Linked DNA regions of Mus musculus: all the other regions are linked to region 1. A link is a loop called in an ENCODE intact Hi-C map of the cell type or tissue named here. Cell type or tissue: heart. All regions are shown on one strand. Links, peaks and the distances in the headings refer to the core of each region. The heading gives the core; the rest is flanking DNA.

Evidence for each region. A loop is a pair of places that touch in the nucleus more often than their neighbours do. Peaks named below come from ENCODE experiments on the same cell type or tissue, not always from the same donor. Only the 100,000 strongest peaks of a DNase experiment are listed, where the experiment ranks them.
Region 2: a loop joins it to region 1, with 9 times the contacts of the local background. A loop is called at or near these places in 38 of 42 quality-filtered maps.
Region 3: it touches region 1 in a loop (2.8-fold over the local background); 3 of 42 quality-filtered maps call a loop at or near these places.

Annotation. Positions count from the first base shown.
Region 1 is chr3:157,559,682-157,567,746 of GRCm38, forward strand. It overlaps Ptger3 (prostaglandin E receptor 3 (subtype EP3)), which reads left to right and starts at 7,195. Exons shown (of 4, transcript NM_001359745.2): 1 at 7,195-8,065. The coding sequence starts at 7,337. In heart, for the core only: a CTCF peak has its summit at 5,693 (motif pointing right); no DNase peak of the experiment used is centred there; H3K4me3 peaks cover 1,123 bases; H3K27me3 peaks cover 2,410 bases.
Region 2 is chr3:157,713,852-157,721,916 of GRCm38, forward strand. No RefSeq gene overlaps it. Among named protein-coding and RNA genes, the nearest start is that of Ptger3, 150 kb to the left of the region's middle. In heart, for the core only: a CTCF peak has its summit at 3,899 (motif pointing left); no DNase peak of the experiment used is centred there.
Region 3 is chr3:158,072,344-158,080,408 of GRCm38, forward strand. It overlaps Lrrc7 (leucine rich repeat containing 7), which reads right to left. Exons shown (of 28, transcript NM_001081358.3): 28 at 1-8,065. Among named protein-coding and RNA genes, the nearest start is that of Lrrc40, 40 kb to the left of the region's middle. In heart, for the core only: a CTCF peak has its summit at 4,505 (motif pointing left); no DNase peak of the experiment used is centred there.

The sequences.
Region 1 (8,065 bases), core at 3,066-8,065:
AGTCCCTTAAATTCACCAGTGTGTTTTGCTGAACATTGTTTCTCTTAGAAAAATGCAGAAATAATCTGTATTATTTTTTTTTCATTGCTATTACAAAATAACTAACAAAACAGGGTTTGTTTTGGTTGACAGGTTAAGAAGCCTTAACTTCCATGATAATAGAAGCATGAGGTATCTGGTCACATTGTAGCAGGCCTCCTGGGCCATGAAACTATTGACTATACTCAACATGGGGTTTCCTTCCCCAAACTTCTCTGGAAACACCCCTAAAAACATACCCAGCAGTATTTTTCCTAGATGATTCTACATGCAGTCAAGTTAACAAGATTAATCCTAACAAGTTTATGCCTTGTCAATTTGACATCCAAACACATTAAAATCCTAACATTTCACCATGTCTCCTAAAGCCTCAGGTTCATCTCATAAGGCAAATTACATTTAGTTTTTTAAAGTCCCCAGTCTCTCTGATAAGTGGATATTAGCCCAGAAGCTTAGAATACCCAAGATACAATTTGCAAAACACATGAAACTCAAGAAGAAGGAAGACCATAGTGTGGATACTTCATCCCTCCTTAGAATGGGGAACAAAATACCCATGGAAGGAGTTACAGAGACAAAGTTTGGAGCTGAGACGGAAGGAAGGACCATCCAGAGACTGTCCCATCCAGGGATCCATGCCATAATCAACCACCAAATGCAGACACTATTGCATATTCCAGCAAGATTTTGCTGAAAGGACCTTGATATAGCTGTCTCTTGTGAGGCTATGCCAGTGCCTGGCAAATACAGAAGTGGATGCTCACAGTCATCTATTGGATGGAACACAGGGACCCCAGTGAAGGAGCTAGAGAAAATACCCAGGGAGCTGAAGCGGTCTGTAACCCTATAGGAGGAACAACAATATGAACTAACTACCCCCTGAGCTCGTGTCTCTAGCTGCATATGTAGCAGAAGATGGCCTAATCGGCCATCATTGGGAGGAGAGGCCCTTGATCTTGCAAAGATTATATGCCCCAATACAGGGGAACGCCAGGGCCAAGAAGTGGGAGTGGGTGGGTTGGGGAGCAGGGGGTGGGGGAGGGTATATGGGGATAGCATTTGAATTGTAAATGAAGTAAATATATAATAAAAATTGTTTAAATAAATAAAATAAAATTAAATATAAATAAATAAATAATAAAGTCCCCAGTCTTAGCTATTACAGGCAGGGTTGCACTTTGTGATTCAAAACAATGTCTTAATTGTGAGTCCCTACAAAATCAAAACATATTCCCACTATTCAGCACAGAGTAAACATAGTAAACATCACCTTCTTAAGGGATATGTGGGGCAGGGGGCTGGACAAAAGTGAGACCAAAACCCAGCAAGACAAACAACAAATCTAACGTCTTAGGTGCCTGTCTTCATCTGGTAGAATTGGGCAGACCCACCCTACAGTTCTGCCACCTCTAGTATACTGCCACCTCTAGTATACAGCTTTGGGCCCCATCTTTAGATAATCCAAGTAATGATGGTCCCACTTCTCAGAATCACCTTGCTGTATCAACTACTGTTCATTATTATTACAAAATTCTTGACAAAAGCAATTCAAGTGTTTGGTTTCTCTTACAGTTTGGGGACGGGCTGAGTTCACAGTGCAATGCAGTCATCCTGGCAGAGGTAAAACACAACTAACTGGTCAGTCACATCACACCCAGAGTCAGGGAGCAGAGAGATTGGCTGGGTTCCTTCTTTCCCTTTTCTGAATGGAGCTGCCCACACCCAGGGTGAATGTTCCATCCCTAGTTAATCCTCTCTGGAAACACCTTTACAGACACAGGCAAAGATTTACCTCCTGGATGAATAAATCCAGCCAAATTGACTGTGAAAATAAACTACCAAATAAACAAAACATTTAAAAAAAATAATTGGCTAGATTGTTAGCATTCAAGAAGGATGAAAATTTCCAGGAATATTGACCCAAAGGGGTGATCATATGTTACTAAACAAACAAAATATGCTGCCAGGACACTCCTAGTAATTACTGTCAGAGAAGAGTTAACAAATGTTCTGTTTTAGACTAGATTTATAGTTCAAGCATACATTTAAATCTTGGTTCTTTCTATGTGTGGTCAAGGTCATGTTTATTTTTATTTCTGAACAGATTTGATTTAGGGGTTTGTTTTTCAGACAAGATCTTGCCAGGTGGCCTTCACCAGGGTCTTCAAACTTATGGAAATTCTCCTGCCTTAACAAATCCTGAGATTATAGTTAGGTAGCACCATAATCAGCTTTATAATTGTATTTTTTGAAGACCTATGACAAAAACAATTTAACTTGCAAATATGTACCATGGTGTATATATGTAATAAAGAGTTCATACACATATGTACAATATATTGTATTTATTGTGTGTATATATGTATATATATATATGTATATATATAACATGTATATTTCTAGAATATTCTCTTTCACTGAACTTTGCCTTAGTTTCTTCCATGTGAATGGTATATAAACTCTACTTCAGAAAATATCATAAGTTTTTGGGAGGACTAAGCTCAGAGCCAGGCTGATCCAATGATAGGCTGCACACTGACAGTTTGGGAGACTAGGCCTACAAGCTATTTCCCAGAAATAAGAACCTGGATCTAGGAACTCATGATTAGCCTACCAGAGCCCCGGGCAACCAATCTGAGAACACCTTGTCATCTGGCCTGAAGTTAGAGTAGTAGCTAGAATGAATAAGCAACCCTCCAGGGAGGTTTCTGAGCCTAACCAATTGTAGAATTAGTCAGACCCCAAGAGATAAAGCTAACCAATCACCGTAAAAGGACGCATATCCCTGCCCAGAATTCCTCTAACTAACATTCGAGCCCACTATGCATCTCCATTCCCAAATCGGGAGACCTCTGCATTCGGGAAATTCAGCTGAATAAACACTCTTTGCTTTTGGATACTGTTTGAATCTGGGATATCATTCTTTGGTGATTCTTGAACCCTAACATTTTGGTGCTTAAATTTGGAAAGGACACATTAAAAACAGCAATGGTGGAGCTGGAAAGATGGCTCAGCAGTTAAGATCACTAACTGCTCTTCTTCAAGAGGTCCTGAGTTCAATTCCCAGCAACCACATGGTAGCTCACAACCATCTGTAATGGAATCCAATGCCCTCTTCTGGTATATCTGAAGGGAGCAACAGTGTACTCATATAAGTAAAATAAATATTTTTTAAAAGAGAAACATTACATTAAAAAAAACCAGCAATGTCTTCCTATGCTAGTATCACATTGCCTTGAAAAATTAATAAATGTTAGTTTTAAATAACAAAGACCATATTCTGCTAAAGTATAACTCAGTAGAAAACATTTGAAATGATTTTTAAAATCAGAGAGATTAATTTAAAAAATAAGTGGGAAACATGAAACAGAGGGCTGTTATTGGAATGAAGCTAACTGCTGAACCTTCATGAACATACCCTGGGAATCAGGGGTAGGGAAATCACAGCTGTACACATAAAAGGTGCTAGTGACTGCAATCAGGCTTGGAGAGGAGTCACACAACTGGGCCTACTGTAGAGATGCAAAAGAACCCATTCTGATCCACATCTCACAGCTGAACTCTGCCCAAAGTGAAGAGGCCTCTCAGAAAAGAAACAAGTACTGAGAAGCTAGAAATCATATAATTGTTGAATATGTCTACAGCTTAGATGCTTCTAAAGGAATGCCTACCCACTATGGGCAATTCAGGATGCATCAGGAAATTGAAAGACGCACCATTACCAGAGAGTGTGGTCCCATTACTGATTTACCAGCAAATTACTGAAGCACAGAGAAGGTCCATCTGCAGTGAACACAGAATAAAGCAGGCATGAGAGAGTGAAGACTCAGAAATAGCAACGGGCTTGTAATTCAGGAATTGTCCAGTGGGTCAGTCAAGTGACCACAGGAAAAAAATGCAACCCAGAGTCACTACAATGTATAATTTCCACTAAGTTATAGGATGCCACCTTCAGAGTAAATCAGCCCACAAATACAAGACTCCTGGGATCCCTCTACTTCCCTCGGTGGGGCTTCTGAAAAATCAAGAGATTGATGTTGAAATATAAACCTGATAGGTGTAGAGGCTTCAATGTGTTGGTTGGCATCCCTAAAACTAAGACAGTGTGTAACAGACCAGGTGCCCAGTGAGTACTCACTGAATGACTGAAGACGAAGGATGAGAAAGAACCACTGTTCTTACATGGCAACAGTGGATCTGGTTCTGAGGCCAAGTCCCTAGGGACGTTTAATGTGGTAAGTTCATACACATTAGCTGAATATTAAAATGTGGTTGAATCTAAAAAAAATGATACAAATGAGATGAATCATTTGCATATTGAAATTAAAATATTAATATTTTAATATTAATCTCTAGAGATTAATTTAATCTCTAAAGCAGAATTTAAATGTGACGATAGGTGAATATAAGCTTTAATGTTTTTGAAAAATGAAAATACGCTCCTTTTATTTCAGCCTCCACTGGTTTATTGGTTAATCAGAGATTCAAGTACAGGGCTGAGCTCATTCCCTCAAGCCTGTGGAAATGATCAGTCTAGTGATAAGATTTGTAATCCCAGCAATGGGGGCAAGGGGGACAAGGATCCTTATCCCTGAGGATCACGGACTAGTCATTCTATCCCAATTTGTGAGCTCCAGGAGATGAGAGACCCAGTCTCAAAGTACATGGAGGGAAAGAGGAGAACATGATCAGGTATTGGGGTGGGGTGGGGGTGACACTGGACTGAAGCCCCGAGGGCCAGCAGAAAGAATAGAAACAGTCAACCTATGGCGGTAGTAGGTGGGGGGACCCTCTAGAATGTATTAGAAACCTGGGACATGAGAGACTCTCAGGACTCAAAGGTAGGGGCCTTAGATGAAATGCCCTACAGTGGGGAGAGGGAGCTTATAGAGTCCACCTCCAGCAGAAAGACAGGACATCAAGTGAAGGGATGGGGTTGCCATCCTACAGTCAAAAACTCTGACCCAAAATTGTTCCTGTCTGAAAAAAAAACCTGCAGAGTCAAAAATGGAGGAGAGCCTAAGATAAAGAAGGTCCAGTGACTGGCCCAAATTGGCATCCAGCTCAAGGGGAGGCCTCAAGGCCTGACACTATTACTGATATTATGGAGTGTTTACAAACAGGAACCTATCATGACTGCCCTCCGAAAGGCCCAACAAGCAGCAGCTGAAAGACTCAGATGCAGATATTTACACCTAACCAATGGACAGAGGCTGGTGACCCCTGTGGTTGAATTAGGGAAAAGCTGGGAGAAGCTGAGCAGGAGGGCAACCCAATAGGAAGAGCAGTAGTCTCAACTAACCTGGACTCCGGAGATCGCTCAGACACTGAGCCACCAACCAGGCAGCATACACCAGCTGGTATGAGGCCCCCAACACACATACAGCAGAGGACTGATGGGTCTGGGTTCAGTCAGAGAAGATGCACCTAACCCTCAAGAGACTTCAGGTTTCAAGGAGTGGGGAAGGTCTTGAGGGGTGGGGGGTGGGGAACATCCTCTTGGAGCCGGGGTTTTGGGGGGAGGAGGAGGTATGGGATGTGGAACAGTTAGAAGGCAGACCAGGAGGGGGATTAAAGAATTAAAAAAAAAAATGTTTTAAAGAAATTCTCTTTAATACAAGATAGTGCATGTTAGCAGTTTAGCCACTAGAGGGGAGTGTCGTTTCAAATGAACTAAGTCAACTCTTGGCAGCTAGCAAAAGAACCAACAGGAAAACAACCAGGAGAATCTAAAAGTTACTTATTTGCAGGGTGAACAGCTAAAATGTAGGTAACTCTGGCTGGGAAAAAAAAAATGCTTCAAGAAGAGAAGGGTTTCTGAAACTTTGTTAAGAGCTGTCAACAAAGGAATACACATGGCTCCAGCTGCATATGTAGCAGAGGATGGTCTTGTCATGGTATCAAGTGGAAGGAGAGGTCCTTGGTCCTATGAAGGTTGGATAGATGCCCCAGTGTAGGGGAATCAAAGGTGGGGAGGTGGGAGTGGGTGGGTGGGTGGAGGAACACCCTCTTAGAAGCAGGGGGAGAGATGTGATAGGGTGTTACAGGGAGGGGCGGGAAAGGGGATAACATGAAATGTAAATGAAAATATCCAATAAGAGAGAGAGAGAGGGAGAGAGAGAGAGAGGGAGAGAGAGAGAGAGATTGATTAACTATCTTTGCCAATACATGTTCTTATGGTCGACCTTCTCAGTAAGCATTAGGCAGGGGGAAGTGACCTAATGAATAGAATGCTAACCACTCAAAGGAAGACCTGAATTGGGATTCCCAACACCTGAGTAAAAGTAGCCTGGCTGTTGGGCTTGGGTGTGTGAGGCCATACCAGGCCGGGAGTCACAGTGGAAGACACTCCATGTTGAAGTCTGACCTCAATGTAAATACGAAAGGACTCTCTCTCTCTCTCTCTCTCTCTCTCTCTCTCTCTCTCTCTCTCTCTCTCTCTCTCTCTCTCTCACACACACACACACACACACACAGCGGGGTGGGAAATAGGGGGATGATAATGTAAACAAGTTAGTTATTAATAAATATAAAATTTTTGATCTAACTAAAGGGTGGCATATTTTCTTTGATGTATGAATTCCAGAATACTCTTAAAATTTAAATGTATCATTATACTGAAATGTCACTCAGTGAAAATGTGAATTTGCTATGTACTTTCACCTGTGTGCTTACTTGGTTTTGGATTTTTAAACTGACATTATCCTAGAAAAGTATTTTACCAATATGAGTTTGGAATTAGTCCAAAGTAAAATAAGGCAATAGTTTCAGGAAGACTTAAAACACAAACTCATCCCTATTCTTTCCCAGATGTGAGTATCATATGTATATACATATGATATTGATACATATACATATATATATTTATATATATATATTAAATAAAACAAATTCAATGACAGTCAAACATGAGGAGAAATCAGCATTGCGATTCACGCAGCTACTAACATGTCAGATTTCGTCTTTTCTCCAGTGTCACGTAACCCAAAGGCTGATGAGCACTTTACAGAGTCCCAGAGCTGGAGAGGCAGACCTAGGGGGCGCGGCGCCAGGTGATCCCAGCCCACACCGCCCTTCGCCTGCCTACTCGCAGCACCGCCCCTCGAGCTCCAAGGCGCGGGAGGAGCCTCGCGCGGCGTCGGGCGGCGCCTGTCCAGTCCCCGCAGCCTAGCGCGGGAGGCGGCGGGCGATGGAGAGCAGAGCCTGGGCTCCGGCTGTCCCCCAGTGCACTCTGCTGCTATCCCGCAGCTGAGCCGGGAGGCTCCGGCCCCGTGCGCCCTACCGTGGCCCCGCCACTATGGCTAGCATGTGGGCGCCGGAGCACTCTGCTGAAGCGCACAGCAACCTGTCAAGTACTACCGACGACTGCGGCTCCGTGTCCGTGGCCTTTCCCATCACCATGATGGTCACTGGCTTCGTGGGCAACGCGCTGGCCATGCTGCTCGTGTCGCGCAGCTACCGGCGCCGCGAGAGCAAGCGCAAGAAGTCTTTCCTGCTGTGCATTGGCTGGCTGGCGCTCACCGACTTAGTGGGGCAGCTCCTGACCAGCCCGGTGGTCATCCTCGTGTACCTGTCACAGCGACGCTGGGAGCAGCTCGACCCATCGGGGCGTCTGTGCACCTTCTTCGGGCTAACCATGACAGTGTTCGGGCTATCCTCGCTCCTGGTGGCCAGCGCCATGGCCGTGGAGCGCGCCCTGGCCATCCGTGCGCCGCACTGGTATGCCAGCCACATGAAGACTCGCGCCACGCGCGCGGTACTGCTGGGCGTGTGGCTGTCTGTGCTCGCCTTCGCGCTGCTGCCGGTGCTGGGCGTGGGCCGCTACAGCGTGCAGTGGCCGGGCACGTGGTGCTTCATCAGCACCGGGCCGGCGGGCAACGAGACAGACCCTGCGCGCGAGCCGGGCAGCGTGGCCTTTGCCTCCGCCTTCGCCTGCTTGGGCTTGCTGGCTCTGGTGGTGACCTTTGCCTGCAACCTGGCGACCATCAAAGCCCTGGTGTCCCGCTGTCGGGCCAAAGCCGCCGTC
Region 2 (8,065 bases), core at 1,431-6,430, 150 kb after region 1:
CTAAGGTTGTACTCTGGACCTCACACACATGTGCATACATTTGTACACATGTGAACACATATGTACACATATAATCAAACACACATATTCACAGCATATTAAATGAGGAACTCCAATAAAGTACTCAGGCCACATGCTTCTCAGATAATTAGGTTGTTACTTCCTAGGCACAACTGCTATTTACAGAAATATGCCAAGGGTAACACAGTGAGGCACAGCGGCCAACACTATCTTCCTATGGTCACCAGACAGTAGCTGGAGGGAATTAAGAGTACCACATGACACCCATAGACAGTCCTTAAGAAATCGCAGGGTTGAGGATGGGGACAGGACAAGGCTTCAAGGATTTTGTGTAACTGTGTTCCTGTGCCAGTATCTCAGGCCAAAAAATCAGTAGAGGAAAAAGAAGCAGGGTATTCCCCCTGGGCTTAGTGTGCCTGGCGTCCCAGCACAGAGGAATGCAGGCTGTCTGGGCAGAAACTGAGAAGAAAGCCCAGAGGACCACAGACTGCAGCCCACTGTTTGACTTGTGATGGTATGTGGGGAACAGACAGAGCCCAACCTACCTTCCCTGGTGCCTCTAGAAGATTGAAAACTGTTTCCAAGGGGGAAAAATGCTAAATGGATCGTTCTATATATAAAAATCTATTAGGATGTCAAGTTTCTTGGGAAAACACAGTGATTCTGGAGGGGAACAAGCATAGATACAGAAAGGTGTGCGTGCATGCATGAATGTGTGTGTGTGTGTGTGTTTGTGTGTGTGTGTGTGTGTATGTGTGTGTGTGTGTGTATTTCTGTGCGTGTGTGGGTGTGTATGCATGTGTGTGCATGTGGGTGTGTATGCGTGTGTGTGTGTGTGTGTGTGTGTGTGTGTGTGTGTGCGTGCGTGTGTGGGTGTGTATGCATGTGTGTGTGAATGTGTGTGTGTGTATGAGACTATGAGACAGATGAGAAAAATGGAAAGAGGATTATAAAAACAGAGAATCAGAGACTGGCTGGCTTGAGAAACAAGGAGGGAAAGATAACTGGGCAGTATCCAATTTAATCAGTATTTATTGAGGACCTGCAGGGAGCATGGCAACCTATTGGGACCTAAGTGGAAGTAAATTCAATTCTCTCTAGCTCTGAAGAGCTGGGAAACACAGCTAGGGAGCTACCTAGGAGAAAACTGGTGTGAGGACCCACAGGGCTCTGAGCAGCACCCACAGGGCTCTGAGCAGCACCCACAGGGCTCTGAGCAACACTTGGCCTTATCCTGGCTTCCTGGACTAACTATTGGCCCTATAAGAGTAGCAGTGTATCTTTTTATGAGAACAATCTGTAATCTCAAAATAAAAGTTAGAAATATTAAAATTTAAGGGGGTTAGACAGCAATGTAGTACATTTCTCCTATCTCTGGCATGTACTGTGCAGAATTTTAATTTTAAAAATTAAAATTGTCTGGTTCATAAAATCCATTCTAGGAACTTATTCTCAAGAATATCAGCGTATGATACATACCGGAATGAAATGTCTTTAGATGGCCTGTGAGGAGAGAAGTGCAGACCCTCGGCACTCATAGCACAAAAATAAACCAGGCGGTTAGAAGAAATACAGCTTTCTTGGCAATAGTTTTATAAACTATATTTGCAGGGAAAGACCAAAATCATCAGTGTTCTTACTCTTTATTTGTGAGTATACACTCTTACACATCAGCTGCCCTGTGAAACACAGAAAGGCCTGTGGGGGATTTGTTCATTTTTGCAGAGCACAAAAGTAAGAGAGAGTTGAGGCTCGTGCATGGATCAGATAGAAATAAGAATGCAAAACGCTGCTGTGATTGTCCAGACCGTGGGGTAAAGAGAGTCACTTGGGGAAACGGAGGATGATGGGATTGCAGCTGTGGCTCCCAGGACAGAAAGGGAATCGAATCCACGCAGCAAAAGGAGCACTTCATGTTGGCATGTTGTAGGCCTGTGGTGTGCCAGGAGACAGCACGGTACTGTGGGTCCCAGAGAGCCCTGCCATGCCTGCGTGAGGAAGAGTGCAGGTTGGAAGGATCATACCATGGGCAACATTCAGGCCCACAGTGGCACCTTGTGGGTCAGCACCAATCACTGCATCTCAGGCAGTGAGCAGTTCTGGAAACTCAGCACTGCAACACGTTGTCCCCAGAGCAGCCAGTTAAATCCGTGCGAAGGGAATCAGAGAGCCATTTCTGACTTATAAACAGAAGCTCAGCTCGTTTTGTGTTTGCTTCCTCGTTGATGTGATTCATCAGCACAGAGTACCACACTGTCTGGGGTGTGGCTCCAGTCAAAAACACCAAGTCACCTCGGTAGCTTCTCCAAAATACATGTAACGTAGATAGACATGTGATTTAGCCCACCAGAATTATTAGGAGCAAAGATCACATGGATACGCTTTAGTCCCCAGAACACAGTAAGCAGTCAGTAATGATCATAAATTTTACTCAGTTTGAGAGTGAGTTTACTAGAAGTGTGACAAAATTCTGACACAAAATATTTGGGTAACAGTTGCAGAAATGGAAATGTGTACTATCTGAAAAATAATAAGGAATTAATAATTCTCCAATAAAACAGCACCAGCCTTTGCAGAAAGAACTCCATGAGAACAAACACTAACTGTATCCTACCAGGGCACTTCAGGTTAGGATGCTTCAGGATCATGGGAAAGAGCAACGGAGAAACCATCCAGGTCCCTAATAGGTCAATAGTATCGTAATGCCACCTGTCTCCCCCTCCTTCTCCTCCTTTCTTTCAACATAACCACACTGGAGGCTAAAGAGAACTTCCAATTCCCCAGTGATTGAAAGTGTTGACAAGCAGGCTGGTGACCTGGATGGATATTCACAGGACACAGACACCTCCCTAAGAGAATGTGGGAGGGAGAAGAACACACCGTGATATTTGATAAGCTGAAATAGCACATCAGAAATCAATGACATGACCTGGTGACATAACAGAGAAGCTGTTTCTAGTCATGTGTTTCTAGGTGCAGAGCCAGGCCAAGACATTGGTAATCTGACCTTTCACCTACCTATCTCTCTCCAATCTCTCCCAGGTTCAGGTTGACATTTGCACTTCAACTCTTATTGTGGCCACCAGAGCCGCTCAATCTGACCTAGACGGCATCTCTCAGATAACCACTAGGATTTCTACCTTCCTGCATTACTAAAGAACAGCTATGGCACAAACTTTCTGAATCTCTGTGGTCCATCCTATTTTCTATCGGTGGGAGTTCCTGCATCAATCTTTACGATTAACTCAATCTATTGGATGGAACCCCAATGTTGCATCCTGTTTGAAATAAGGTTTTAGAAATAATCAGAATTCTCTGTATCTTTCCTAGGTGGATTGACAGCATGGGCTCAGAAACATCCAGTCAGTTATTTACTAAGAATGTATATGTATCTCACATTTTGTCAGTCTTGAACCACGGACTTAAAAAGACACAGACTCTGAAAACGGTGGACAGAAGTACTCAAAACCACAATAAGCACTCAGCCACAGGGCTGATGCAAAGGAAGGTTTCTCTTGTAGAGAGAGAGAAAAAAAAAAAACGAATGCATAACACCAAGTGGTCAACAAGCCTTGACAAAGGTGCATGGGGTGACTGCAGAGGGCCTTGCTAAACAGCCTTAGACAAGGCTGCTTGTGGACACACCCTGATGAGGTGAGCATATACTACAAGTTAGAGATGGGGCAGATGGTCATTTGGAATCCAGTAATACATTCACAGCCGAGAAGTTAAACCAGAAATAAGGGCACCCACCTTGTCTACTGTCTGAAGGAAATATGGAGATTCAGGGTCAAGTTCGGCTTTCATCTCAAACATCTTTAACCTTGTGTTCCTGTGATAACAGCTTCCAGACTGAATGGGCTCCCAGCGCCCTCTAGTGGCCTATGTGTTAACACATGCCAGCCAATCCCTCAGCCCTTTTCCTAAACTCCCACAGGGTAAACTCCCCAGTTTTTCTGGGATAGCTGTGCCCTCATTCACGGATCAACAAGATATTGACTTTCTCTGGAACTGCACAGTTCCTTCCTCCCGTGAGACACTGATCTGAACATGTCATTTGTGTGGTCTATGCAACAGAAGTTTGCATACAAGCATGGTTAATTTATTCTTGGAGGAGGGCTGGTGCCAATTTGGTACAGAGTTGATGACGGAAAAGACCTCCTGAAGTAAATGGGCTAAGCAAGAAGATGAAGAGTTCATATAGAAATTAACAGGATATGGGATTTCTAGAAAGACAGGTTAGCATGGGTTAGTTGGAGACTTGAGAATAATTTCTTCTAGAAGCACCAGCAGTTGTAATGGAATCAATAGGTCTTCGGTGGCTTTTTCTGAGGGAGTCTACACAACTCCAAACACTTCCCAAAGTGTTTAGACCAGGAAACGCCTAGTGAGCTTCCTGTATAGCCCAAACCTGGAGTCAGCAATGAGGCCTGAGTCCTTTGAGAGACTTGCATTAAGACAGGTTCAGGCAGAGAGTTATGAAGAGCTGTGCCCCCACTGTCTGATTTCATATCTACACTGTCCGTCCCCCCCCCCCAAAGCCCTGTCTGTGCTCAGCCCTTCAGTGGGACCTTGACTTTCTTTTCTTGATGGTGACTTCTTTCATTGAAGCCTACTCCTCTTTAGTGGCCCTGTTTTTAAGTCAAGGTCCTTGAAAATACCCTAAACCTGACTCCTATTTCATCCCATACCCAGCACCTTTTCCAAACGGCAGCATTCTCAAGTCCTTGGCTTCAGTGGCCACAGTTACTGCCTTATGCTCTCCTGGCTGGTGATGGCAGCTGCCTTCATATTTCTTCTCTCCTTCTCCCTTCTTTCCTCTGCCCATCCTTGTCCATTCTGCCCTTGATACTACACAGAGGTCTAATCTTGGATGCTGTCCCAGTCCCTTCTTACTTAAAATGCATCAGGTCTCTATAACCTTCAGGCTCAAGACTTGAATCCATAAAGTGGCAGACAACCCTCTACTGATGACCTGTCCAGCAGCCTCCTATATATCCTCTAACTCTCTGATTTCAAGTATTCTCCAGAGATCCCAAGCCCACTGCATAACCACATCCCCAAAGTCCAGTTGATTCTCCAGCTTTGAAATCCTGACCCCAGGGGATGCCCACCACCACTCTTTCCACAAGGCAAAGTGCAGCATCTCTTTCAGTGTTCCATTATACATGGCTCTCCTGAGGCTCCTTCCCTGATCATTTCCTCTGAACTCCTTCTAGGACGTATCCCTGTGGACAGTCGTCTCTGTGTCAGTTGTAGGTGGTGTGTGCACAGCTGAACTGTATCATTTCTTGAGTGTTTGTTTCCTACTTGTGTCCCAGTCTCAGGCAGGATCCAACGAAACACATTAAAGATAAGACCAACCCCAGCTCTGCCACTTACAGTGGTGCTCAGGCAAGGCATTAACTCTGTGTCGCTTAGTTTTATTATTTATAAAATAGCGATAACAGCTCCTGCCTGCCCCTTAAAGTTATCAGATTAATGCATATAAAGTACTGTGAGCAAGAGTTGTTTCTAGGAAATGTTATCTCTAAGAATTACTCCAGTTTCCAGCCATGTCGTGTTAGGGCACCATGTCTTAACATTGTCAGTTTCCCAGGTCCAGCACAGTACCTGGTCCAGAACGTATGTGGAATAATGTGTATTTAAAGGAAGAATGGTTTCATACTTGTTTTGTTGGTTGCTTTGCTTGGTAACTGCCCCCCGTCCCCGTCTCTCTGGCTTCCCTTTCTGAGATCCCTTATCCTGAAGCTTTCTTTCTGTGGCAACTGTCACTAACCCTTCACATACTAAACAGCAGTGTGTGAGACAGGCTGAATAGTGAAGATGCACCCGATAACAGCACGCATTCCTTCTGCAGGACACTGGCATTGAATAAAACCACACTAATCAGCTGGCCACGAGCATGATACACAATTTTGGGGGGGAGGAGAGGGGTCAAGAAATTTTGCTGATCTATGAAAAATGAGAAGCTCACAGCCAGAACACTATCACAGAAGCTATGAGAGATGTAGGCTGTGTGTGCCACGTGTGCTAAATTCTGCAGCAGGAAGAAAGCAGGTGTACATAGGTCTTGTTCCTTGTTGTCTGCTGCAACTGCAGCTACTGTCTGGTTACTGCTTGGATGAGCCTCCTGCACAGCTCTCAGATGTCCTGTCGTGACACCTCTGAGAGCAAGAGCCTATTTTGGTTCTCTGCATGCAGAAGAATGTTGTTACTCATAACTCAGTACAACGGCCTGGTCAGAGTCCAACTTCACCTCTTATGTCACCCCCGTGTGAGCTGAGCACAGTGATTGTGAGCTTCTTGACTCTCACATACACAAACTCACCACAAACACCCGTCATCTCTTCCCTGGCCATGCATGGTGATTTCCAACGTTCATTTTTTGTAGGTCTGACATGCTTTGACTTTTTAAAAATTCTACTTTATTCTAGTCTTTTCCAGGCTATTTTCAAAATAAGTGCGTTGTTATTCACCCAATGATTTCATGTGAGCGCCCGACTCGCCAGCAAGAATGACGCCACAATAGGATCCTTCTGCACACATTTATTGGGAGAGCATTGACTGCATAGGCGAAAGACCCTGAGCCCAGAAATGGTGCTGCTTATATAGGCCTAGGAGTGACGTGTCCATACCTGATTGGTTATGCTACCAGTACCTCATTAATATGCGTCGGGCCAGGCAGTGACTCGGCAAAAAAACTCTTATGCACATGCACACATTGGTTGTTTATCCATAATCATGGGCGGTGGCCAGTGGTAGCCAGCGCCACCTTGTAATGGAGTTTGCGGCTTCCCACAATTTCACAACTCATTAGTAGATCTTGCCACTCAGCTGTAAACACAGTCCTCATTAGCCAGAAATAGTTTATGAAGACCTGTGGTTCTTGAAGGTGGCTGGCTAGGGTGGAACCCATGTTTTGGATTTTGGTTTGGTTTGGTTTTTCAGTGGTTGAAATTTCTGCCTCCCTTGAATTCTGTCAAAAGGGTTCTGTGTGGACCTGTGATCTGGGGGACGTGAAGACAGTCAGCTGTGCTTCCTCATCTGTAGATGGTATTACACTTCCCTTATACAGTGCTATCAGTATTCAGAACTGAAGTTACTGTCTTGAGCTGTGCCAGATCACACACAGAGCAAAGATGATTGAGGGAAAGTATTCCAGCTGTGAGAGAAAAAAATAACTTCCATTAGCAAGTAAATCCATGACAAGCAGAGGAAGCTACCACTCCCCGACGTAATAAGTGACCTTTGCGGTTAGATTGGCTTCAAAATTATACAAGGGAAGAGTGAATCTTTATAAAAACTACTCCCCAAGGGATCCAGGCTTCAAACTTGTTTTACATCTTGTATAGCGTTCAAGTGGAATGTCTTGATATTACTTTCATTTTACATTTTGCATCTTCAGCTTGAGATTTCAGAATAAGAATTAAAAAAGAAAAAACAGAGCAAGAAAACTGTAAATCTCAGCAGGTACCTGGAGAAAGAGGATGGAAAGAAGGAGAGAAACCCTCTGTTTCTGATTTAGGCCTGGTCGTCCACAAGCAACAGAAGGCAAACCTGTGGCTGGGAGGGAGGAAGGGAGCTTTAGAGAAAAAGTGGAGAAGTCCAGAGTATCAGATGAAGCATCTGGCCAACATCTGAAACAAAGACACAAAAGACAAAATCAGCTCAGGAACCATAGCAGAAGAGAGCATACAGAGTGTAAGAGCTGAAGGGGGCAGGAGGTGTGCTGTGAGATTATGTCTCCTAGAAGCTACACCTATGGATGCAGGGTCACCAACATGACTGCCTAAGCAGGACCTGAGCAATGCAGACACCAACAGATAACAGACATGTGGACAAGTATGAGAGAAAGCTCATAGGGCCTCAACCCTACACAAAGAACTACAGGCAACTAAGGAATGCTGAGATCAGGAGAAAATGGTCTCCTGGAAAATTAACCAATTGGTTACCTAATGTTAAGTGGTCAGCCATGAAATCACATATACACAAGTAAAGTTATATAGACTAAGCAGGCTATATTTTATATATTTAGGAATAT
Region 3 (8,065 bases), core at 1,669-6,668, 510 kb after region 1:
TGTTATGCCTGCCCAGATGTATAGCTGTTCTGAGGGTCCTGACTCAGGCTCCCATAGTTGTGTGGTCAGTTCTTTACATACTGAGCCATCTCCCAAGGCCATTCTCTATTTTTTCAAACATTTGATTTATTCTCTCCATTTCTTTGGTGGTGATTTAAGAGATTCTCTGTGGTATCTGGTGTCTTAGTGTGACAGACACAGATTACAAGTTTTTTTTTTTTTTAATTTGTCATGTAAAAGTATATCATTAAAAAAGAAAGTCTGTTTTTAATTAACAAAGTATATTTACTGTTTTTCACTGCCCCAAACATTTGGGGATTCTAAAGATTGGCTTAAGAAATGACAGCGTCTGTGGAGCAGGCACTATCAACTTCCTACAAAGTGGACTTTCCATTACTGGCCAATATAGCTGTGGGGTGTGCTTCAGTGACTCCCAACCTAGATATCTAGCATGCTTAAAGTGGTACCTGGAGGTCAGGAAATACTTCAAGTATTTTCAAAACGCAATCTCATTTTTTTATTTTTTATTTTCTTGGAGTTTTTGAGACAGAGTTTCTCTGTGTAGCCCTGGCTATCCTGGAACTCACTCTGTAGAACACATGTGGCCTTGAACTCCGATATCTACCTGCTTCTGCCTCCCAAGTGCACAATCTCGTTTTCAAATGCGGCTATGCTACATGTTTCTGCTAAATATTTTCTAATTTAATGCACAGATACACTAAGTCACTCTAGGTCTTCACCATCACAGGTAGCTGTGTTGTCACACCTGAATGCGTCCTAATTTATTACTGCTGCCCCAACTCTAGACTAATCTGGGGTGGGGGTGGGACTCTAGTTTTAACCTCAAGGAAGTAAAACAAGCAAGCAAGCAAGCAAACAAACAAAAGCCCCTGTTCTCCTTGCCATGTAATACGGTAGCAGGAGAGACTTTATATGGGAACTTGGGGAGTTATCACTTCTTAGCAGCTAATGTGGATAAGGCAGCTGAAATAGTCACTAGGACCAAACACTAATAATCTCAGCTGCTTATGAGGTACCCACAAGGTGTTTACAGGAAACCCTAGTACCAGGAAATCTGTTTGTTTTTTTCTTTTTACTTTTCATCCAATTTTATTATCTTAGGTGCAGTTTAAATTGCATTTCTTGTTGGCCTCTCAGGGTCTTATTTTCTGTACAGACACAGTACCTCAAGGACATAAGTTGAAGCAATAGGCCTTGGCTTTCCAGCCATGAGAAGCCCTATCTCTACATTCTCTCTGGCTTTGTTCCTTGATGGCAGCCTCCCTGAAGGACTAAATTAAAAGGAATGGCAAGCCAGGCCTAATAACTTATCCTGGATGATACTGCCTCCTCTGTCTCTAAAGACTTGTCCTTTCTGCACAATAAACACAGGTGAGAAGCAAGAGCTGGCCTTCTAGAATGTTCTGTATCCACAGTGTGAATCGGTAAAGCTGAAAGGAATCCTTTGCTGCCGTGTGGGAGTGAGGGAGATCGTGAGTATGTGGTCTCTGCTCTCACATTTCTCGAAGACAGCAGTTTGTAGACTTAAGCATCTATCTCCCCACCTGATTGTTTCTTGACAGGGCTTAGTTGTATGTTTAACTGCTGCCACAGTAAAACTTTGAACATATGCCTCTTTTTATTTAATTTAATTGCAAGGGCAACCAGAAAAGGAAAGGCTTAAAAAAATCATTACATTTTTTTTTTAAGTCTTAATACCACAGGCTAGAACTCTGGAAACACTCCCGTCATCACTTCTGTATGGGTTGGGTGTAGCTCAGGGGTGGGGCATCCACATGCTCCACAGGCACAAACTCCTAGGTAGAATGCCTAGAAACAACAGTCCCTGAACTACATATATTCAAACTACAGGTCTGGAAGCACTTAAACAAACAAACAAACAAACAAAGTCTGTACAGTGGTATAGGTGAACATGTTGGGGTATTTATTAAAGTAATTTTAAAAAAGAAAGCCGAAGTCATGATTTCTCATTTTTGAGCTATTTATGACAACCCAGGGCTGTAGAGCCTGAGGTCCAGATTTTGAAGAGATGCGTGAAAATTAAAAAAAAAAGGAATACTAATACCAAAAAGGACAGAGGTGTGTGTTTGTGTGTGTATGTGTAGTTGGTGGGGGATTGGTTCCCACATTTGACTTGTGTTGGGAGGCAGGCACAGGGATGTGCAGGTTGGGCAACCGTATCTAACTGTATGCTTGCTGGAGTCTCTCTTGGTCTGAAGGAATCTTTGAGATCCTATCAAGAGCAAAGTACTTATTGCCAAGTTGAATGTTCCCACAATAAGGCTGTGCAAATGTGTTTGCCAGCTAGTTTAAAACATGAGGAACACTGGGTCAAGATAGGTGGCTGGGGACAGGTTACATAGAGTTTGGGAGAAGCTGGGACTTACCAGCTGCCTGATGATTTTCTCATGAATCAAATTCTGCTATAACAAACACCAAAATAAATAAATAAATAGATAGATAGATAGATAGATAGATAGATACATAGATACATAGATAGATATGAAAGAAAGAAAGAAAGAAAGAAAGAAAGAAAGAAAAAGAAAGAAAGAGGAAGGAAGGAAGGAAAGAAACAGTTTTGCTGATCACGATCACTCATCTATTGTAGAATGTGACACAAACTGGGACAGGGTTAGGGAAGGTGTCAGAGGCCACTTAAGTTAGTGCCAGTTTTTCTTGCAGTTTTCTCTTTCTACACTGAAGGATAACTCCACTAACCAACATGAATAACTCTAACATTCTGAACAGCTAAAAACACAGTCCTGAGCACTTCATACTGCAGAGTAGAAAAGGGTGTTTGCTTTGCGTCAGAGCTGGCAGGGTAGACAGCAAGAGCCTTAATCTTGAAGGGCTTGGTGATCTCAGGACAAGAGGGAATGTGCTAACTGAGAGACTATTCCAGGAACAGAACACTAAGATTACTATGTAGACCAAGAAAAACAAGCAAAAAATACTTCAATGGTTTGTACCAAAATTTGAGTGGCACTACAGTACCAGAGCCACAAGGAAGATTCGGCAGTACTGTGGAACACAGAAGAGCATCTGGGCAGCCTCTCAGCATTGTTCCAAGGTTCTTCCCAGTTCTCATTCTCTTGCTTAGTTCTACAACCAAAAATTTTAGGAGTACATGAAAGTCGGAAAGGAGGATAATGATGAAATAGAGAAGAAAGCAAGTTAAAAGTCAAACGTTTTCCAAAAGAAGAGACCAGTGGTTGGCACTGTTGCGCTTGCTGGCAGGTAACACTGCTCAAGTCCAAGGTGGCTGGGGGATGCTTAGCCTCCTAAAAGGAGCAGAAGTTCACCTGGTGAGCCTTCCTGGTATCATAAAACCAGCAGGCTTGATTGAGGTCACAGCGATTAGTCCCAGCCCCTTAAAGAGGCTGACTAGAATCTGCTCAGAGCTCACTATAGGAGCTGGTGACCTGGTGGCCAGAAGAAAGCAGCTTCCTTTGGAGAATAACACCGGGACTTAAAGTTTTAGTAAGCTTCAGGGAAGAACATTCTGTCATCTGTTTACTCTTGCTGAAAGAGGAGATTAAGTGTTGGCAGAGGGGAGTCTGAAGCTCAAATGGGGATGGTTCTGATGGGATCAGCAAGGGAAAAGCTTGCTGAGGCAGAGGTTACAGTGAAGACATCCTTAGCTTAGATGTGGCTTCCTCCATCAGGACCCAGCCATCAGAGGCCCTGAAATTCTAAATATCTCAGAACCATGTGCACCCTGAAGGTAGTCAATAGTCTGTGCTTGCAATATGTGGATCTTCTGATTGAAAGAGGCTGGGGATGGGTTTACTGTAGGCCTTTCTTGAAACCCAATTCTCACTTTATGCGATGCTTTTTAAAAAAGCATTCTCTATGCAATAAACTCCATTTAGGATAGGCTAATTACTTGTACACATGAATAAAGTGAAAAGTGAGTTTACAGAGGAGTTACTACCAGATGTCAGCCAGAAATGTACATTCAGGCAGGACCTTGATTAGTATTTCATTAAGAGAGGCCATTCAGGTAAACTTGATGCTTAACTTTTGGAGAGATAATTTACAAAGTAAATAATGATGATTTAAAGCAAATATATTGCCACATCAACTGAAGGGAATTGCGGATCAAATAAGGGAGATCAGCACAAAGTATTTGGAAGACTCAAGAAAGCTAAGGAAACTGGAGGATGTGCTTGATGAACAGGTTAGAAAGATCGGAATCACAGCACACTCTGGTCCAAGGGTGAGAGAGAGAGAGAGAGAGAGAGAGAGAGAGAGAGAGAGAGAGAGAGAGAGAGAGACTGACTCTGGAAAGTTGATTCAACCTGAACATTTTAGTACAGAAAGATATAGAATCCACTGGCATCATTTAATCTTAGAGCATAGTTATAATCTTTAATAAAGAGGGTAGAAAGGGCTATTACTAACAACTCCATCAGCTACAAGAACAGCCTGGGAAGATGTGTCTCAACTCTTACATCAAATCTAGGAAGATTCTCTCCATCTAGTGGTGACTCTTTGTAACTACATGCTCCTTAAAAAAAAAAAAGTTTTGTGGGCATGTTCAAATGATTGTAAGGATAGCATGTATCTCAGGCTTGAACCCAGAACCCTAAAAGAAGGAAATTTTGGTGGAAAAGCAACAATAATTTGGCGCTTCCTCAGTTTTATTAGTGGATGGTGGTAACACATCGGTAAGACAGGCCTCCTTACTGGGGAATTCAGGTGGTATATTGTATCTCAGTAAAACGCTCTGTTGACTATGGGTACCTCATTTCTCCTCTGAATTTTTCATGTTCTTTTATGATGTTCTTGTCTCTTCTCCCCACCTTCATATTGTATAAACAATTTAAGCCAACAACCTCCCTAGTCATATTATACAGACAAATGGATCTTTACATTAAATGAGTCTGAAGTCAGCCTTGACCACATACAGTCTTCAATAGACACCTCAGTGGGACTTGAGGACTATGTCCAAGATGGGGTCCGGAGCTTGGTGGTCTCTAAGACACTTAAAACCACAGCTTTGTGAGTTCCACACCATCCTTCATGTCTCTAGGACATTTCTGACAGCATGGCTTCTCCCCAGAAGAAAGTTCTGAACTAATTAAAAGGACATAAATAAAATGTTTTCAAATGGAACAATTGTTCTGTTGTTAAAGGTTTTGGGCAGTTCTGGCATCTTTAGAACACGTAAAAAGGAAGTGAAACTTAGCTTCTTAACAGCACAGGGTTCTGAAAGTCTGAGAAGAAATGGCAAAGAGAGGGGGGAAGTCAGCTTAGAGGATGCCTCCACCCCCAGCAAAAATGAGAATAGTGAATCTAAGGTTTACCACTTAAGGATATACAGCTTGAGCATCAGTCACCCATTCAAGTCAATATTTGTTAAATATGTCACTTACTCTGCTTGTGGCACTAAGGCTGAGGGATTGGTGTGTTCTGGTGTTGCCGTTCAGAAGACATGTAAATGCTTCTTGTTTTTTTTCTGTCCCTCTGTCTCTCTGTGTGTCTTTGTCTCTGTCTCTCTCTCTCTGTCTCTCTCTCTTATAACACAGACCAAGCAGCCAGGGGCTCAGGCAGAGTGAAGGCTACACCATGTCCGTGGTACTGACACACAGAAGTTTTCCCATTAAGATTAAGAAAGCCTTCATGCTCACTGAGGCAGGACTCCGAAGGCCAAGCATGATTGGTAACTTGGAAAGGCGTCTGGGAGAGGAAGCCTGCTAGCGGAACCAATGTGTACCGAGGTGGTGAATCACTGGGATACACAGAAGTAAAAGAACACCTAGTCTGTGTGTTCTTTTCAAAGAAAAGATACAAGCTGGTACAATAATCAGAGGCCTCAGCTCTCCTGAAGGAAAACAGTTTGATTTGTGAATATGTGCAATCTAATGGCATAAACAGGCTGTGACAGTGTTCTTAAACCCACAGGGCAATACACAGGCAAAAATATTGTTCCCCGTTTACTGCCTTTCTTTTTTGATTGATGGATTAATTGATAAGAGACAGGGTCTCACTATATGGCTCTGACTGTCCTGGAACTTACTATGTATACCAGGTTGGCCTTGAGCTCATAGATAGTCACCAGCTCTTGCCTCCTGAGTTCTGATTAAAGGTGTACACCCCTACACTGGGATGTTTACTGCCTTGCTGCGTGGCCGGTTCTAACACTGGACTCTGAAAGTGTGCTCTAGAGGTGGTGGGTACAGGAAAGACCTTCTCTTGTGCCTGTGTCTGTTATGATTTTATCATCTACTAATGCCACAGCATGGAGCTGAACACTAGGTCAGATTGGGGGACAACTGTCTTCATGACAACCCTTCCTCCAAAATCCAAGAGATTCTTGGTTCTATTTCCCTTGTCCAAAAATATCTTCAGTCCAGCCATGATCCGCTTGTCAAATGTCTTTTTAAGTCCCAACAAATGCTTTAAATGCTCTACCAGTGGCCCTAGGACCCAGTAGGAAGAAATGTATAGAGAGAGCTCCAATTAAAGTACTGTTCCAATCCAGACAGAGTTGATGCCATCAGCCCTGGCATGGGGTAAGGGCAGAGACAGAGGACTCACCATACCCGCCTCATTCTGTCTGCAGCTTCTCTTTCCTCCCAGCTATGATGTTTTGTGCAGAGGAGAGACTGTACTGTGTCCCCAACAGGCCTGATGCACGGGGGTGCCCAGCAGATAATTGTCATAAAATTTATAATCACTGCACTTTGTTTTTGTGACAGTCTGCAAAGTCATGTCTCTTGATGCCTTGACTGTATAACATATCTTCCATTACTGAGATCAGCTACCCTATTGCGAAGGAGTTTGCTGTTGAAAACAATATTATGTTAGTTTTCTCGAGGTGAGAGATGCCTGCCTATCTGTACAACCATATGCTCATTGTTTTATTTTAAAATAGGGGATGGGGATCAACACTACAAATAATACACTTGTTCAAAATGAGAGAACAAACTTTTCAAGGGAAGGAAATTTGAATGATCCTTTTAAACCCCTTTTCCATATCCATTCATATAAACAAATGATACTAGCTTAAACGATAAAACAAGAGCCTTTTTTTAATAAAGGAGGGAAAATTATGCTATATTTGGAAATTCATGTGCTGGGGACTGGCCTACTGCTTCAGCCTTGGCCAGCTCTATATAGGATTTTAGCATTTTCTACATTTCCCAATATTTAATTTGTTATGGTGCTACCATGAACCAAGTTGTGCCAAAATAAGACTGTATCTTGAAAATTTGGAAGAAACGGCTATACCCCACATCTCCTGGCTGCTTGCACATGCTGGGTCCAGGTCTGTCATTTTAAAAAGTTTTTTCTTACTTAGGGTGATGTCAAAGAATCCACCTGCAGAACCCAGGGAGTCAAGGTGTCCCTAAAGTTGAAACTATATCTCCTTATTTCCCCCCAAAAAATCAGCTCCTAGGAAAAATCAAGACAATCATAGAGTGAAAAAGCAAAGGGACCCACATTCCTTTGTTTTCACTGTTGGTTTTAAAGTAAAACCTTGAAGTGTTTTTTCCTCTTCATTCTTTCTTTCTTTCTTTCTTTTTTCTTTTTTTTTTGTTTTTGTTTTTTTCGAGACAGGGTTTCTCTGTGTAGCCCTGGCTGTCCTGGAACTCACTCTGTAGACCAGGCTGGCCTCGAACTCAGAAATCTGCCTGCCTCTGCCTCCCGAGTGCTGGGATTAAAGGCATGCGCCACCACTGCCCGGCTCTCTTCATTCTTTCAAAACTCTTGAATGCTTTAGGGTGGAAGGCAGGTGCTTCTGTCCTCACAGGAGAGTGTCTGTGGATAATTTTCTCACAGTGTTAAAGGTTGGGAAGACTACTAGGTACCCCAATATGCATAAAAGCAGCTCAGAGAAAGTCTCCCAGTATGGCAAAAACCTAACACTGAGAACGGAGAGGCAACAGTGAAAATAAGCAAAGATGTGGAAAGGTGGCTTCGTTAAGGCACCGCCACCCTCACACATCTTTGTGCATGAGCTGTTTGCTGCTGTCAGCAACATGGTAAGCACTGACTCTTCCCTAGGAGAGTTGCTCTCAAGCTGGGGCAGAAGCCC